Linked DNA regions of Mus musculus: region 1 is linked to region 2. A link is a loop called in an ENCODE intact Hi-C map of the cell type or tissue named here. Cell type or tissue: heart. All regions are shown on one strand. Links, peaks and the distances in the headings refer to the core of each region. The heading gives the core; the rest is flanking DNA.

Evidence for each region. Hi-C counts contacts between places; a loop is a spot of excess contacts. Peaks named below come from ENCODE experiments on the same cell type or tissue, not always from the same donor. Only the 100,000 strongest peaks of a DNase experiment are listed, where the experiment ranks them.
Region 1: it touches region 2 in a loop (27-fold over the local background); 13 of 42 quality-filtered maps call a loop at or near these places.

Annotation. Positions count from the first base shown.
Region 1 is chr4:142,877,456-142,884,540 of GRCm38, reverse strand. No RefSeq gene overlaps it. Among named protein-coding and RNA genes, the nearest start is that of Gm42341, 230 kb to the right of the region's middle. In heart, for the core only: a CTCF peak has its summit at 3,867 (motif pointing right); a DNase peak (open chromatin) is centred at 3,970.
Region 2 is chr4:142,152,559-142,160,274 of GRCm38, reverse strand. Kazn (kazrin, periplakin interacting protein) reads left to right here. Exons shown (of 18, transcript NM_144531.3): 6 at 1,095-1,231; 7 at 5,675-5,845. Among named protein-coding and RNA genes, the nearest start is that of Gm35581, 29 kb to the right of the region's middle. In heart, for the core only: no CTCF peak of the experiment used is centred there; a DNase peak (open chromatin) is centred at 3,584; H3K27ac peaks cover 490 bases.

The DNA of each region.
Region 1 (7,085 bases), core at 1,660-6,659, 720 kb before region 2:
GAGTGAGTGTACATTATTGGTCAGGGCTGGGATCCTGGGGACGCCTCATTTGCATAAAGAGGAAGTCCAGGTGGTGCTTGGCATGACCTTATAAGGGGAGAGGAAGTTTAACCTGGCTACTGGCTATGTGACCTCCTGTGTTGGGAAAGGTGGGGGCACAGGGAGAGAGTGGTGTTACTCCTGCAGCTTCCAGGACAAGATTTCTGGGGTTTGGATATGCTTTGACCCCACTCTTGCCCCAGGCTAGCTCCCCCTGTCTCATAGTTCCCTGGCTCCACAGTGAAAGAGACCCTGGGATCATTGCCAGCCCTGCCTCTGCCCTCAGAGCAGGTAGATCTGGGCAACTCTGGACTCCAGTACCCAGCTCCCTGGCCCATTGCCTATATTATAACCTCTGGTGGAATCCTTCCAAGTCTGACACCCTCCAAGCTCAGAGGCTCTGTAGACATCTGACCCAACGTTCTCATCTTACTGCAAAGCTCGCTCTCCTCCAGGCATGCCAAGGTGGCATTCTTTCTGTTCTCTTCTCAAGTCAGGAATTAGCCTTAACTATTTATCACCATCCTGATTCCCTCACTAAAGATACATTCCTAATTCAGAGTGTGTGTTGATGTTCTTGCTTCAGTTTTGTTTCCAGTGTTATGAAAAACTACCATGACGAAAGCAACCAGAGAGAGAAAGAGTTTTAGCTGGCTCACGATTTTGGGCCACAGTCCATCACTGTGGGGAAGTCAAGGCAAGAACTTGTCACATTATGTCTACAGCCAAGAGCAGAGAGCAATGAAAGCATGCACGCTTGTGGATGCTTAGCTCTTCCTCATACAGTCCAAAACTCTCTGCCTAAGAAATGGTGCTGCCCACAGTGGGCAGGTCTTCCCACCTCAATGAACATAAGACTGTCTCCGGCAGACAGGATCACAGGCCAACTTGATTCCAGGGTTCTAGATTGTGTCAAATTGACCCCGTTAGCTACCACATGACTATGGTATCAGAGACAGTGACAGCCACGGGAGTCTGTCTGGATTCCTTGTCTCTGGCTCATTTTTAGTTACTACTGTAGGTCACCCATCTCAATTCCAACACGTGGGATCTAGATTTTTAGGAGTGGACATTTGCTGAGAGGGTCATGACTCTAACTCTCCTAATCATAGATGCAATGTTGGAAATTGAGGCCCGATGCTTGGTGGTATCCACCTGTTTCGCTGAGTCTTTTAAAAGCCTTGGCTTCGTCTCTCTGCCTTTCTCAGTCCACAGTCTGGCACACACCTGGAATACACAAAACTTCTTATAACGGGTCATTCACTCAGTACCAATATCAGCTGAAGAGGGGGCTGGGACAAAAGCCACACTAGGAATGCAGAGTCCTCCTCCACCACATCCCCAGGTTTGATGGCTGGAAACTGTGCCAACGTGTCTAAGACAACACACCATTTCCCTTCCAGAAGTCACTCCCTAGAGAAAGTTTTCACTTTGAACTATGTCCCTGGATCTTTAAAGCCATCTTGGCTTTCTACTCCCCTTCCCCACCCCATTCCAAGACAATTATCTCTACCACACCCACACCCCAAGGTCAGGCATCTCTTGTTTCTTGGTGGCTACTGCCAAGTCTGCTACAGATGGCACTACCATGTCCTCCAGTGGTCAGCTGGGTCTTTCAACTCATTTGTGATAAATCTGTCACAGAGAACCCTAAGCTCTCTCTCTGTGCTGAGGAGAAGCCAGGCAGTGGTTCCCACTCTATCCGTGCAACATTTATGGTACCTTGCATCCGCTTATTAGCTCTGTAACAGATGCTGAGCGTGAGGGTGTGGCTCACCAGATAGAAGACTCTGGTTGCTGGAGCTTTTCATAAGCCCACAGATAGGAAGGAGATGGCAGGTGTGTAGACAAAGTCACTGCTGTGTAGCCTACCTAAGCATAAGTCCCACAGGTCCCCGAGGCTGCAATATCACCCTTCCAGCTATGAATCTGAGAGGCACACAATTGCAAAGCCTGCTCAGTGGGCTGAAGCTCAGAAAAACCACAGCAACTCCGCCTCTGCAGGCTGTTCACCAAGGATGGAGCAAGATGCACTTTGCGATGGTGCCAGGATTTTAAAACACATTATTGACTTTAGTTTTTTTTTCTCTCTCTCTTCCTTTCAATAACTTGTATAAGCAATGAAGGGACTTAGGGTGGATTGAGGAAGACATCGAGCTTAGCTTAAGTGGAACCACCATCTTCTTTGATCTGAGGGTTAGAAGCAGATCGTGTGTGACTGCCCCGTGGGAGTGGAGGTGGCTGTCTGCAGGACGGGGCTGGGCTCCTCCCCCATGATGGTGCCACGCTGGGTTCTCTTCTTGTCCTTCGGCATACTGCTCTCTGTCCTCAAGTCTGTGTTGTCATATTTCTTACATCTCTTAATGGCATTTATTTATTTAGTGTGTGTATGTTGGGGGGGGAGGGGGAGTGTGTGTAGAGGTCAGAGGACGGATTGTATGAGTTGGGTCTCTTCTTCCATATGTGGGTACTAGAGACAAAACTCAGGTTGTCAGGTTTGGTGGCAAGACCCTTTACCTGCTGAACCCGACCTCTCTCTCTCTCTCTCTCTCTCTCTCTCTCTCTCTCTCTCTCTCTCCCTCTCCCTCTCCCTCTCCCTCTCCCTCTCTCTCTCCCTCTCCCCTTTCTCATGCCATGTGTATGCCATATATGTGCAGGTGCCCACAGGGGCCAGAAGATAGCATCGGATCCACTGGGTCTGGCTTTACGGGCAGCTGTAAGCAGCCTACTGTGAGCAGGGAACTAAACTTGGATCCCCTGGAAGAGCAGCAAATGCCCGTAACCACTAAGCCATCTCTTCAGCCCCGTTCTCCCCGGTTCTCCCTGATCTACTTTTCTTCTGGTGCCTAGCCATGAGATCCCTGCTTGTGGGTAGCTGAGGCTCCCAGCAGTGTAACTCAGCTGTTTCCCGACTGCACCCTGTCTACCTGGTGACACACAGCTCAAGGGTAACAGGTGGCAGAACCTTCAAGTTCTGTCTGAACATTGAGAGGCTCATCCCAGCACTGTAGAAACAGCTCAGCTAGACATGATGCATGAGGCTGATATTAGGGTCTGATCTATTAGGCTCTCTGTGCAGAAAAAAAAAAAAAACAAAAACCTTGCTATTTAAACAGATTACCCATATTATAGATTAGGAAGTTGACACCCAGAGAGGTTGAGTCGCTTTCCCAGAATTGCACAGCTAGGCAATGAAGGGCTAGGATGAAGACAAAGGCATCTGGATGCAGCAGAAAGAGAGGAGTCATTTTGCTGACAATGTCTGCTTAATCTATTGTGTGCCCTTAAGTACCCCAGCCTTTGCTCTCTTCCAAGGCTTGTCTTCCTCCCCACCCCCACCCCCACTCCACCCCTCACTGCATTTTCTTTTATTTTTTATTGGTTATTTACATCTTTTTCCCCAATTTTTTATTAGGTATTTTCTTCATTTACATTTCAAATGCTATCCCGAAAGTCCCCTATAGCCCCCCCCCCCCCCCGCACCTGCATTTTCTGATCTACTATTGCTAACAGATATATCAGAGGGGCCTGGCCCTTCTTAACAGCAATGTCAGGCTTTTTTTTTTTTTTTCCCTCCAGAGCTGTGACCTTGGGAGAACACTATCCTTTCCTGACCTTGGTGTCCCTTGTGATTTCATAAGGACTATAGGGGAATTTTAATAGAATTGCTAATGGATGGGCTTTCAGGGTAGAGAATTTAATAACCATAGAGCAAAGGCCTTGGGATGTCTGTCGGCAAGGGCAAGAGAGCTTGGACATCTGGGTTTAAGGGATATTGTCCAGTGTCTGCCCCAAGAACACCATGAAGTGTGGTAGATGGCCAGAAGGGGGCACTCTTCCCTTACCACTCAGCCTATCCTCAGTGTGGTGCCTGCCCCAACCAGGAAGAACTGGAAGCACAAATTGGGGCTTCTTTCTCTTTGAACCTCAGTGCCCCAGCCTGGTCTGGCTGTTAAAGCCTCAGCCCTGACCCTGGGAAGATCTGGTGCCCGACCCCGAGAAGCCTATGCAGCAGATGGCCTGTAACATGGGACATCACACAGGGTGACTGGATTTACCCTGTCTCATCTGCTTAGCAGGTGTCAAATAGGAAGCTCAGCTTGCTTCTGCAGGGCTTGGCTCCCCCTCCCCCCTCTATGGTTGTCTTTTATCCTGCAGGAGCAGGTCCTGGCATAGAAGTTTCCTAGCTTGAGCAGGACATAGTCAGGCATCTAAAACCACTCCCTCCCCTCCTGCCCAGAGCTCTCTGGAACCCTTCATATCCCATTTGTCCAGATGGTTTACCAGTACTCTCTGCCCAGCTCCTGGTATCACTGTCTTGTGACTCCTGGGGCCTCTCCTTCCTTCCCCTTCCCTCCTCTCTGCCTCCAGCATCTGCACTCTCTGCTCTAGCATCCACTGCAGGAACACGTCCCCAGGGTGGGCTCTGTGCAAACCTCAGACTGCAAAGTGGATTAATGAGAACTTACAGAGCCCCGCTTCCTCAAAGTGATGACTGTTGAGCTAGACCCAGAATCAGCATCTTTTTTGATCTAACATTTATCCAGAGTTTACTACAGGCTGGAAAATGTCAGGTGCTCTCTATCTTCACTCTCATGAGCTACAGGCAAACATACTGCAGCTTTTTTTTTTCCCCAGTTTTACACCCTACCCTGTTTCTTTGACGATGACCATGAACCAGAGAGGCAGAAATGCTTCCTTGGCTCTGAGCCTTGAATCTAGGTTGGTCACATATAAATTCCACTCTTCTCATCTTTAGCTGGTCCCCCTGGATCCCTCTGTGATGCCTCTGGTTTAGTATAGCAAAATATACAGACAGGGCAGCTCAGATCATAGGTATTCACTGCTCATCGTTTTGGAGGCTGAGAGTCCAAGCCAATGGTGGTGACCCTCTCCCCTTTTTTGTACATACGAGGGCTAATCTTGACTATCAACATATATCACAGATCTAGAATCACCATGGAAATGAACTTCTGGGTAGGGTATGCTTCTGAGGTCATTCCCAGACAGGTTTAGCCGAGGGAGGAAGGAAGACCCACCCTGAGTGCAGAAGCACTATTTCATGGGCAGGGGACCTGGAGTGAAATAAAAGAAAGGGAATGAGCTGAGCACCAGCATCCATTTCTCTCTGCTTCCTGACTGTGGGTGTGATGTGATGGCTGCCTCACGTTCCTCTACGATGGACTGTACTCTCAAACCGTGAGCCAAACGAACCTCAAGTAGCCTCTTATCAGGCATTTGGTCCCAGTAATGGGAAAAGTATGGGATACTGTACATCAAGTCTCTCTCTCTCTTTCTCCCTCCCCCTTTCCTTCTTCCCTCCCTTATATTAAGTCACTAATCCCATCCTGAGAAGCCTCAGTCCTCAGGGCTTCATGTATCCCCCCCCCCCCAATCACCTTCCTAAAGCTACAGACCCAAAATCCAGCACCTTTAGGGATGGGCAGAGGACTTCAGTATATGAGTGGGGACAGAGCATGGTGCAGTCTATACGACTGCAGTTATGTCGGGGAGGCTCAGTAGCCCCAGGTCTCACCCTCTAACTCTAGAGAGGAAAGGCACACAGATAGAGGGGAGAGAGGAATTAGGAAAATCCCCGAACCTTAATTTCTTTTCCTTCTTTCTCTGAAGCGCAGAGACTTAACAAGCTGCAACCAACTTCCCTAAATGACCAACACCCACCTACATCCCTGCCTATCGGGGCTCTAGCATTTGTATACCCTCTAAAAAGTTGTTGTCACCTGGGAAACACTCAGAACCAAGGAGCAATGGATGAGCCCAGGTCCCACTAGCCAGATGGTGGGCACACATAATTTTTCAGTGTTGGGCTCTCTGCTGTCTGCAGAGAGGTTCAATTTATAACGTTGGCATTGGAATTATACTGTCCACTTTTCTACCATTTTAGAACCTGACCCCAGGGATCAGGGGACATAGAGCCAGGTCCCTATGAGATGAGGTCACCACGGGAAGCATAGCTTGAGAGGATGACCACCAGATAGCCACATTCTCCTCTGCAGTTTCCCAGACCAGGGTGGAAACCCAAGGTTTAGCTTCAAGTCAACAGATCTGACTGCCTACCAGGAGCTAGACACTTACAAAATGCTGTTTAATCTTTTTTTTAAAAAAAGATTTATTTATTTATTTATTTATTTATTTATTATATGTAAGTATACTGTAGCTGTCTTCAGACACCTCAGAAGAGGGCATCAGATTTCATTATGGATGGTTGTGAGCCACCATATGGTTGCTGGGATTTGAACTCACGACCTTTGGAAGAGCAGTTGGTGCTCTTAACCGCTGAGCCATCTCTCCAGCCCATGTTTAATCTTTATAAACACGAGAAATAAATTAATTAGAGGTGCTGAGGCCTCTTAGGGTTTCCTTTTGCATATATGTGTGAGAGTGAATGTATGTGTGTGTGTGTGTGTACGTATGTATGTATATGTGTTTGGGTGTGTGTGTGTGACATGCATGCACATGTGTGTGTGTGTGTGTGTGTGTGTGTGTGTGTGTGTGTGTGTGTAGGCCAGAGGCCAGTCTTGGGTGTCATTCCTCGGGTGCCATCCACCTTATTTTTCCAAGATGAATTTTGTTGTATCTTGAGACAGAGTCTCCTGATTTCCTGGCTGGCCACCAACTCTCTGTACACAGCTGAAACTGATCTTGAAATCTTGATCCTCCTGCCTCCACCTCTCACGTGCTGGGCTCACAGGTGCACAGCACCACACTGAGTTTATGTGGTGCCAGGGATGGAATCCAGGGCTTCAAACACATTGAGCAAGCACTGTACCAACTGAGTCATAGACCCCATATCTGCTTAAGCATCTCTCATGGCTTGAAGCCCTCTGATTAGGCTATCTGACCACTGATTACCACAGCTTCTCCTGTGTCCACCTAAATGAACGGGTTATGAGTATATGACGACACCACACCGGCTTTTTTATATGGATCCTGGGGCTCAAACTCACATCCCTGTGCTTGTATGACAAGCTCTTCGCCAACAGAGCAATCTTCCCATCCTCCTCCCACAATGCATTTTTTCCCAA
Region 2 (7,716 bases), core at 1,509-6,508:
GGCCTAGAAACCCAGCCCTGATGATCTCAGCTGCCGTGCAGCCAAGCTGGCTGCTGAGAAGACAGAGTCAGCTGGGTTCACTGGGAGGCTCAAAGCTGGAATTCTGAATGCCGACCAGCCCTGGAGTCCCCACTGTGCCGGGTTCCCTGAGGCTCTCTGTGTGTAGCGGTGGCGTGGCCTCAGATGCCCCCACCTGCAGCTGGAATTGCAGGCAGTTGTGAGCTGCCTGGTGGGTACTGAGAAATGAACTCCGGTCCTCTCCGAGAGCAGCAGGTGATCTTAACCACTGAGCCATCTCTCTAGCCCCAACAGTTGTCTTTGTTTTGTTGGGTTATGAGAATTTATTTTTAAAGTTTTTTTTTATTGAATTTAATTGAGTGTGTGTGTGTGTGTGTGTGTGTGTGTGTATGAACACCACGTTTATATCACAGGATAACTATGAAGGTCAGAGGACAGCTAATAGAAGTAGGCTCTTCTTTCTATATATGGGTTCTTGGTGATCGAACTCAGATTGTCAGACTTGACTCTGGGCATTTTTACCAGCTGAGCTGTCCTGCTGGCCTCTGACTTATTTTTATATTCTAGATGTCTCTTATTGGATAAGGGACTCGCAGGTATTTTCTCCCTTCTGCGAGCTGTCTTTTCTTGCTCTCCATGTCTCCCTGTGAAGCAGAGTTTTTAATTTGACGGAGTCCAGTTTATCCTGTGTGGTCCAGATCGTCTGTGTCTTATCTTGCATGTCGTTGAGCCCTACATGCTAATAATCAAGTGGGACTTATGAGTGAGTCTTGGAGGGTACTGAGCTGTTCTGTGGGCTCAGTGGGTTGACCTTGGGGCTCATTTCAGATACAGGGTTCTGAGTATGAGTCCCCCTCCGATGCTAGCCTTCTAGCCCAGCAGGGCTTCCATTGTTGATAGCCAAATCAGAGAGATGAAAAGGGAGCCATTCACATAGCAAGCCTGGGACACCACAGTGGTGTGGGGATCCAGGAGAGACACTGTATTGGGCAGACACCATTTCTCATCTAGACAGAAGACACCCAGAGGAATGGCTTGAGTATCGGGGGCTAATTAATCCTCTGTCCTGTCCGCAGCCATGAAAGCTGACCGGAAGCGCTTAAAGGGCGAGAAGACTGACCTGGTGAGCCAGATGCAGCAGCTGTACGCCACGCTGGAGAGCCGCGAGGAGCAGTTGCGAGACTTCATCCGCAACTATGAGCAGCACCGCAAGGTCGGTGTCTCCCTGGACCCCTGCTCTCCCCTCTCACCCCCGTCCCTCTCCTATCCCTTTCTCCTGCCCTCCCCTCTCAGACAAACACAATCTCTTCTCCGCTCACAATCTCATCTCAAGGCTCTTAGCCAAGCGTAGTCTCTGCCTTGAATCCCAGAGCTCCCTTGGCGCTCTGGTGTCTTCATCTCATCTGAGCAATCCAAGAAATCCAGCCCAGCTCCTGCTTGGGCCCTGTGTCCCTAGGTGGACATCGTGGACTCAGGAATCTAGCTGTTTCAGATCCTTTTTCCTCTGGGCAGACCCTTGGATCTCTCACTCACCCTAGAGCCTCAGTTTCCCCTTCTGTGGAAGGTGTAGAGCTGTTGTGAGGACCAAGATACTAGGAGTCTCATCAATAACCACATTATGGAAGTGGGCAGAGTTAGCCAGGAGCATCGAGAGACAGCAGGGCGGTCTGTCTACAGAGAGGGCTCTCCGAGGGCTTCACGGAGGAGGTGCCTCAAGACTTGGGCTCTCTGTTAGTTACTTTTCTCATGATAAAACACCTGATTACAGCAATTTCATGGGGAAGGGGTTTGTTTTGGATCAGAGTTGGAAGATATGGTCCAGTCCGTAGTGGTGGAAGAGATGGGAGGTGGTGGGCCACATCTCATCTGCAGTCAGGAAGCAGAGAGAGATGGATGCTTCACTCACGGTCTCCTTATTCAGTTTGGACCTCTAGCCCATAGGATGGCGCCACCCACATTCAGGGTGGGCCTTTCCACCTCAGTGAACCCCATCTAGAAACTCCCTCACAGAGCCCCCTAGAGACCCATTTCCTGTTGAGTTGACAGTTGAGATTCACCACCCTGGGCTCTGCGAAAGAGAAGGAGTTTCTAATTACGTGATGGATTTGGTCAGTGAGACTCTGTATGGAGTATGCAGGGTGAACTCCTGCCCCAGTTAGAGTCCATTGCTCACGAGCGACTATTGAGAAGGTGTTTCGCCCACTGTTGTGCAGGTCAGAAAAAAAATGGGTCAACGAGATAGCACAGTGAGTAAAGAAGCTTGCTGCTAAGCCTGATAACCTGAGTTTAATTCCTGGGAGTCGCATGATGGGAGGGAAGAAGTGGCTTCTATGAGTTGACCTCTGTCCTCCATATGCCATGTGGGCAGGGCTGCCATTGAGTTGTGTACATGGACCTGAAGTAGAAGTGTTCTTCCATGTGCATCTTCCCTGTGTGTCACTGGGTCTACAGTGCCTGACAATTTGAGGGAAGAAGGGTTTATTTGGGCTCATGGTTTCAGACCGTCATGGAGGGAAGTTAGTAGCCGTGTGAGTATGCAGCAGAGGTGCTCACGTGACCAACCAGGGAGCAGAGCACAAAGGCTGGAGGAAAATGTAACGGATTCAGAGAGCAATGGCTGGAGCGACAGCAGCCTTAAAAACCTCAGAGGCTTTTACCTCTAGTACTCCACCTACTTCTGCCAGCCAGGCCCCACTTCCTGAAGGCTTCACGCTCCCCAAAGAGTGCCACCAGCCAGGGCACAAGCAGGCAGAATGTAAGCCTGTGAGTGGTATTCCTGACTCAAACCTAACAGTTCAGCCTGCAGTTTTGGGGACAGGAGGGCCCAGTGGGTCTTCAGTAGCAGTGGTGGCAGACAGTGCGATGGGCCCAGTCAAGGAGGCCACCTCTGAGCTGCAGTTAGAGGCCAGTTGGCCGAGGCTAGATTGGAATTGACACTATCCTCACGTGCTCACTGCAGGTGACTCTCTGACACATCCCTGGCATGCAGAACTCTTCCTTCCTGAGGTCAAATGGCTCTAAGCAGCAGTACAGGTGTCATCTGCGTACTCTGTATGTCCCCCCCCCCCCCCCCCCGCACTGTTGCTGTGGCATGCATGCATTCAGGCAAGCCAGGGGTGTAGCGTCTGAATGGCTTGTGTCACCCAGGCCCACTTTGCAGACAGCAAGACTAAGATGCTCAAGAGGCTGGTGGCTGATCAACACCAATTAGAAAGAACTTGGGATGCCCCTTATGTGACCTGGGCAGGCGTTCTACCCACATATTTACTGACACCGTGCAGGAACCAAAACCCCAGCCCTGGTTTTATCCAGCCTCTCACGACTTGTGTCTGGTTACCAACACATCATTTGCATTTTATGTTTTAAGGAAGTGAGTAGCATTACTAGAACTCCTCGCTGGTTCCCCAGTCACTGGGCTGCAGGCTCTCAACCTGCCATGGCCCACTGGCTTTTTCTGGAACCTCCCCAGGCCTCAGCTGGAGCAGGTGGGGACAGCAGGGACTCAGAGCTGCTGGCAAAGATAAGACTTGGCCTGTCCAGAAAATTCTCAGAGTTCCGACATCGCAGAAAACTGTGCCAAAGACACATGCCCTGTCCCCTGAGTGCAGCTGGGGACTGTCCACAAACCCAGCTGGAGATGTCCTCATAGCAGGCCAGGCAGCCAGCTCCAAGCTGGATTCGAGATAATCCTGGTACTGAGTCTGAGATACTCTGTCGTCACCACCCCACCACACCCAGTCTCCTGCAGCCTCTCGTCACTGCCCATCTCAGACCCCTGACCTGGCCTGCAAGGCCATAATGATCTAGCCTTGTAGCCTTATCCTGCCCTTGTGAGTTTCAGGCACTTGTCCCTAGGCCCTATCAAATTCTGATCCCCGGGGAAGGAATTCCATAGTTCTGTCTTTGATTCCTCCATGATCAGCAGTGGGCTGAGGGTGCTTATCCTCTGGGCCTCAGTTTACCTCTCTGTAAAACAGGAATAATTGGAGTCTCCACCTCATGGGTGGGTGCGAAGTTCAAGTAAGAGTCATGCATGCAGAGCCTGCAGCACTGCCCAGGACTCTTGGTGACTGCTACTGCTGAGCCTGTTGGCCTCTGCCTGGGAACAGTGTCGTGGAGACACTGAAATACCCACAGACCTTTTTCACCTAGTGTACAGCCCAAGGCTGCTCGCAACCAGCAGAACAGGCGAAACCTCAGCGATAACAAGGATTGAAAGGGTCTTAGTGAGTCTTCCTCCTACCTCAGGGTCACCAGCCAGCTCCCAGGGCTGCCCAGCTCCTCTCCAGGTCTGTTTCTTCAGCATAGCCTCAGCAAGCACAGCATTATCTGGCTGTGTCTGCCTCTCGTTTCTGTTGGTGGGGTGAGCGTCAGGTGTGAGCAAGGACTGGCTGGAGAGAGCGCTAGGCTGTCACCCTAAGCCGGTGTTCCAGGAAGGCTTCTTGGAAGAGGAGGTATAAAGAGGGATCCTAGGGAGTGAGGAGCTTGCTGGCAAAGCCCCAGGTCACAAGGCTATCTCAAAATGCATGCAGGACAGATGGGGAAACTGAGGCCATGCTGACCTGCAGGTATTTGCAGAGCCAGGACTCTCTCTAGAACATTCGACACTGTTGTACATGCTGGAAGCCACATTCACGGAGAAAAGCTGGTACCCCTTGGCCTCCTGGCCTTGCTGGTAGAGACCTTGGATCTGGTTTAGATGTGGTGGTTTGGTGGGATGGGCTGAGTACCCCCAAGGACCATCCTCTTGAGAAGACAGCAGTTTCAATACCACCCCTGTTCAGAGGTCAGGGTCTGCCCTACACCTGGCTGGCACCACCCCTGGCAGCCATGGTTCGTACAGGAAACGGAGAGAGGCCTTGGCTGGTGGCAGGAGGAGTTTCTTCCTCATGAGACTGAGTGTCGCCTTGTAGGGTGGCAGCAGGCTCCTGTGGTAGCCCAGGCGGTCACCGCTTCAGGTGTCTTCCTGTACCTGTTTAGCTTTGACACAGTTCCTCGGGCAGGAGCTGGGCATTCGGAGTTGGCAGAGTGATTGCCTAGCGGGTGGGAGGCCCTGGGCTTTGTCCCCAGCACCACAGCAGAAACCGGGCCAGCACTTGGGAATTGCAGGCAAGAGAACCAGAAGTTTAAGATTATCCTTGGCTACATAAAGAGTTGGGGGCGAGCCTGGGCTCTGTAGGGACCCTGATTCAAAACACAAAACAGAACACCTCAAAGCAATCAACCAGATAGATAGATAGATAGATAGATAGATAGATAGATAGATACATACATACATACATACATACATACATACATACATTAATTAATTAGTTAATTAATTAATTAATTAAATGACAGAGTCTCCTTCACTCCAACCCTTTTCAGACCCTACTGTGCCTTCTCCACATGAGGTTGTTCTGTCCTTGAAAAGAATCATATATATTTCACCCTGCCCCCGTTTTCTGAATAGAGGCAAGCATTTGCCATGCTCTCTCATCGAGAAAGTGGTCTCTGGGGGTGTCCAAGGTGACCACCCCATAGCTTTCCCACCTCACACCAGGGCTTTCAGCCTTGTGTTTGGGATTCCCCATTCCCCTGCCCACCCAGATGAGCCCTTCCCCCCCACCACCACCACCACTTTACAACCCATCCCCCCCTCTCATCCCCACCACAGGAGAGTGAAGACGCAGTCAAAGCACTGGCCAAGGAGAAGGACCTGCTGGAGCGAGAGAAGTGGGAGCTTCGACGGCAGGCCAAGGAAGCCACAGACCATGCTGCGGCCCTGCGCTCCCAGCTGGACCTCAAGGACAACCGCATGAAGGAGCTGGAGGCGGAGCTCGCCATGGTGAGCCCGCACTGGGCACTGGCTGTGGAGGAGCAGCCTGGAGCACTCAGAGCCCCTGAGGGAGAAGGAGGCTAAGGGGAGAGCAGTGGGCTGTGTGACACTCCTGAGTTGGGGACCTCCTGAAGCCCAGGAGCACTGGCTTTCTGGGAGGCCTCACTTGGCCACATGTCCCTACAGACTTCGAAAATGTGGGGCAATGGGAAGGCATATTGTGGTCCAAAATAATCATATTATTTTGGTAAAATATCTAGGAATGTTAACATCTCAGAGTCCGGGGTTACAAATAACAGTATCTACCTATTTGTGTATATACACTCATGTTTCTCATGACATAGTTAGGTATAGCCAGAACACACAAAGATAGAAAGCCTTTGAAAGCCCCCCTGGACCCAGTGTGTGTCACACACACACACACACGCACGCACGCACGCACGCACGCACGCACGCACGCACGCACGCACGCGGTCTCTCTTAGTCCCCCTCCCTTGTGTGACTCTTTAGTAATGGGATATGTTCTCCAGCAGGGTGCCAGCGTTAGCTAACAGTGCACTTACAGACCTTGACCTCTGGCGCCTCCATCCCTGCATATGCCCTGTAGGGCTCTGGGGAGGGTGTAAGGGGAACAGGGAAACAGCTAGTGCTGCATTTGTGTGCTGCACTGACCTGATGGTTTGCAAACTCCTGCTTCAGCATATAGCCACCCAGAGCAGGGCAGCTGCCTTGTGCAATGCTGACCCCTAGTGGTGAAGGCTGTCAAGGCAGGAAGACATCTCAAGTGGATACTTCCTGCAGCCCTGAGAGGGATGGGTGGGAAAGACCCTGGGTGCCCACTTCACCACAGTCCCTGTGGACAGATGGAATACATCTTGGTGCTTTGAGCCCTGGCCTCAGCATCTTAGTTGTTCTCTGATGTTCCCTATATTAAGAAATAAGTCCCCTAGATTCTGCTCCCAATATACAGGTATACAGCCTGCTTTCCTCTAGCCAGAAACTAAGCTCCCCTCCTCCTCCCTGCAGCTTCGGACCCTCTGCTGCTGGGGGGCCTAGAGCTCTGTCACAGGCAACATCTTCCTAGAGGAAGAGGGAGGATGCCTTACAGGGACTCATGATGGCCCCACCTCCTTCAGGCGTCCCTCTGACTCCACATCCTCCTCATCCCCTTTACCACGTGACAGACTTCAGCACAAACAGGCTGTGCTGAGGACAGCCCCAGACCTTTCTGCTATGAGGCCCAGGCTGACCTGAGGAGCCAGCTCTGAGAGTGGAAATCGCTGAGACTGCAGGCAGCCGAGGGCAGATCTGCCTGGCAGAAGCACACAGGGATTCTGGAAGGAAGTCAGGACCCACAAGTGCAGTAGGAAGTTGGGGGCAGGGCATGTGCTCAAGGTCACACAAAGGTTCCATTACAGCAGGGGCCATGTCTGGCTTTAGCTGGGTTTGGGTCATGTGAGCCTAATCATCCCAACTTAGAAATTCCCAAGAGCCCAGTGCTCCAGGATCAGGATGCTCAAAGGAGGGTAGAGGCCAAGAAAAGAGAAGAAGGGCGAGGTCAGGGTTCAAGAGGGGCTCCCAGCATTGGCTCATACACAGTGAGAGAGATACAGTCGGAAACAGTGTCTGTTGCTGGTGGGAGATGGTCCACACAGCCCCAGTGAGCCATCTTTCTCAGAGATTTCATGGCTCACGCCTTTAATCCCGGCACTTGGGAGACAGAGGCGGGTGGATTTCTGAGTTCCAGGCCAGCCTGGTCTACAGAGTGAGTTCCAGGACAGCCAGGGCTACACAGAGAAACCCTGTCTCAGAAAAAAAATAAAATCAGGTTCTATGTGGGCAGAGTTGAGACGCTCCCATGTCTGGTGCCTAAGGGGATT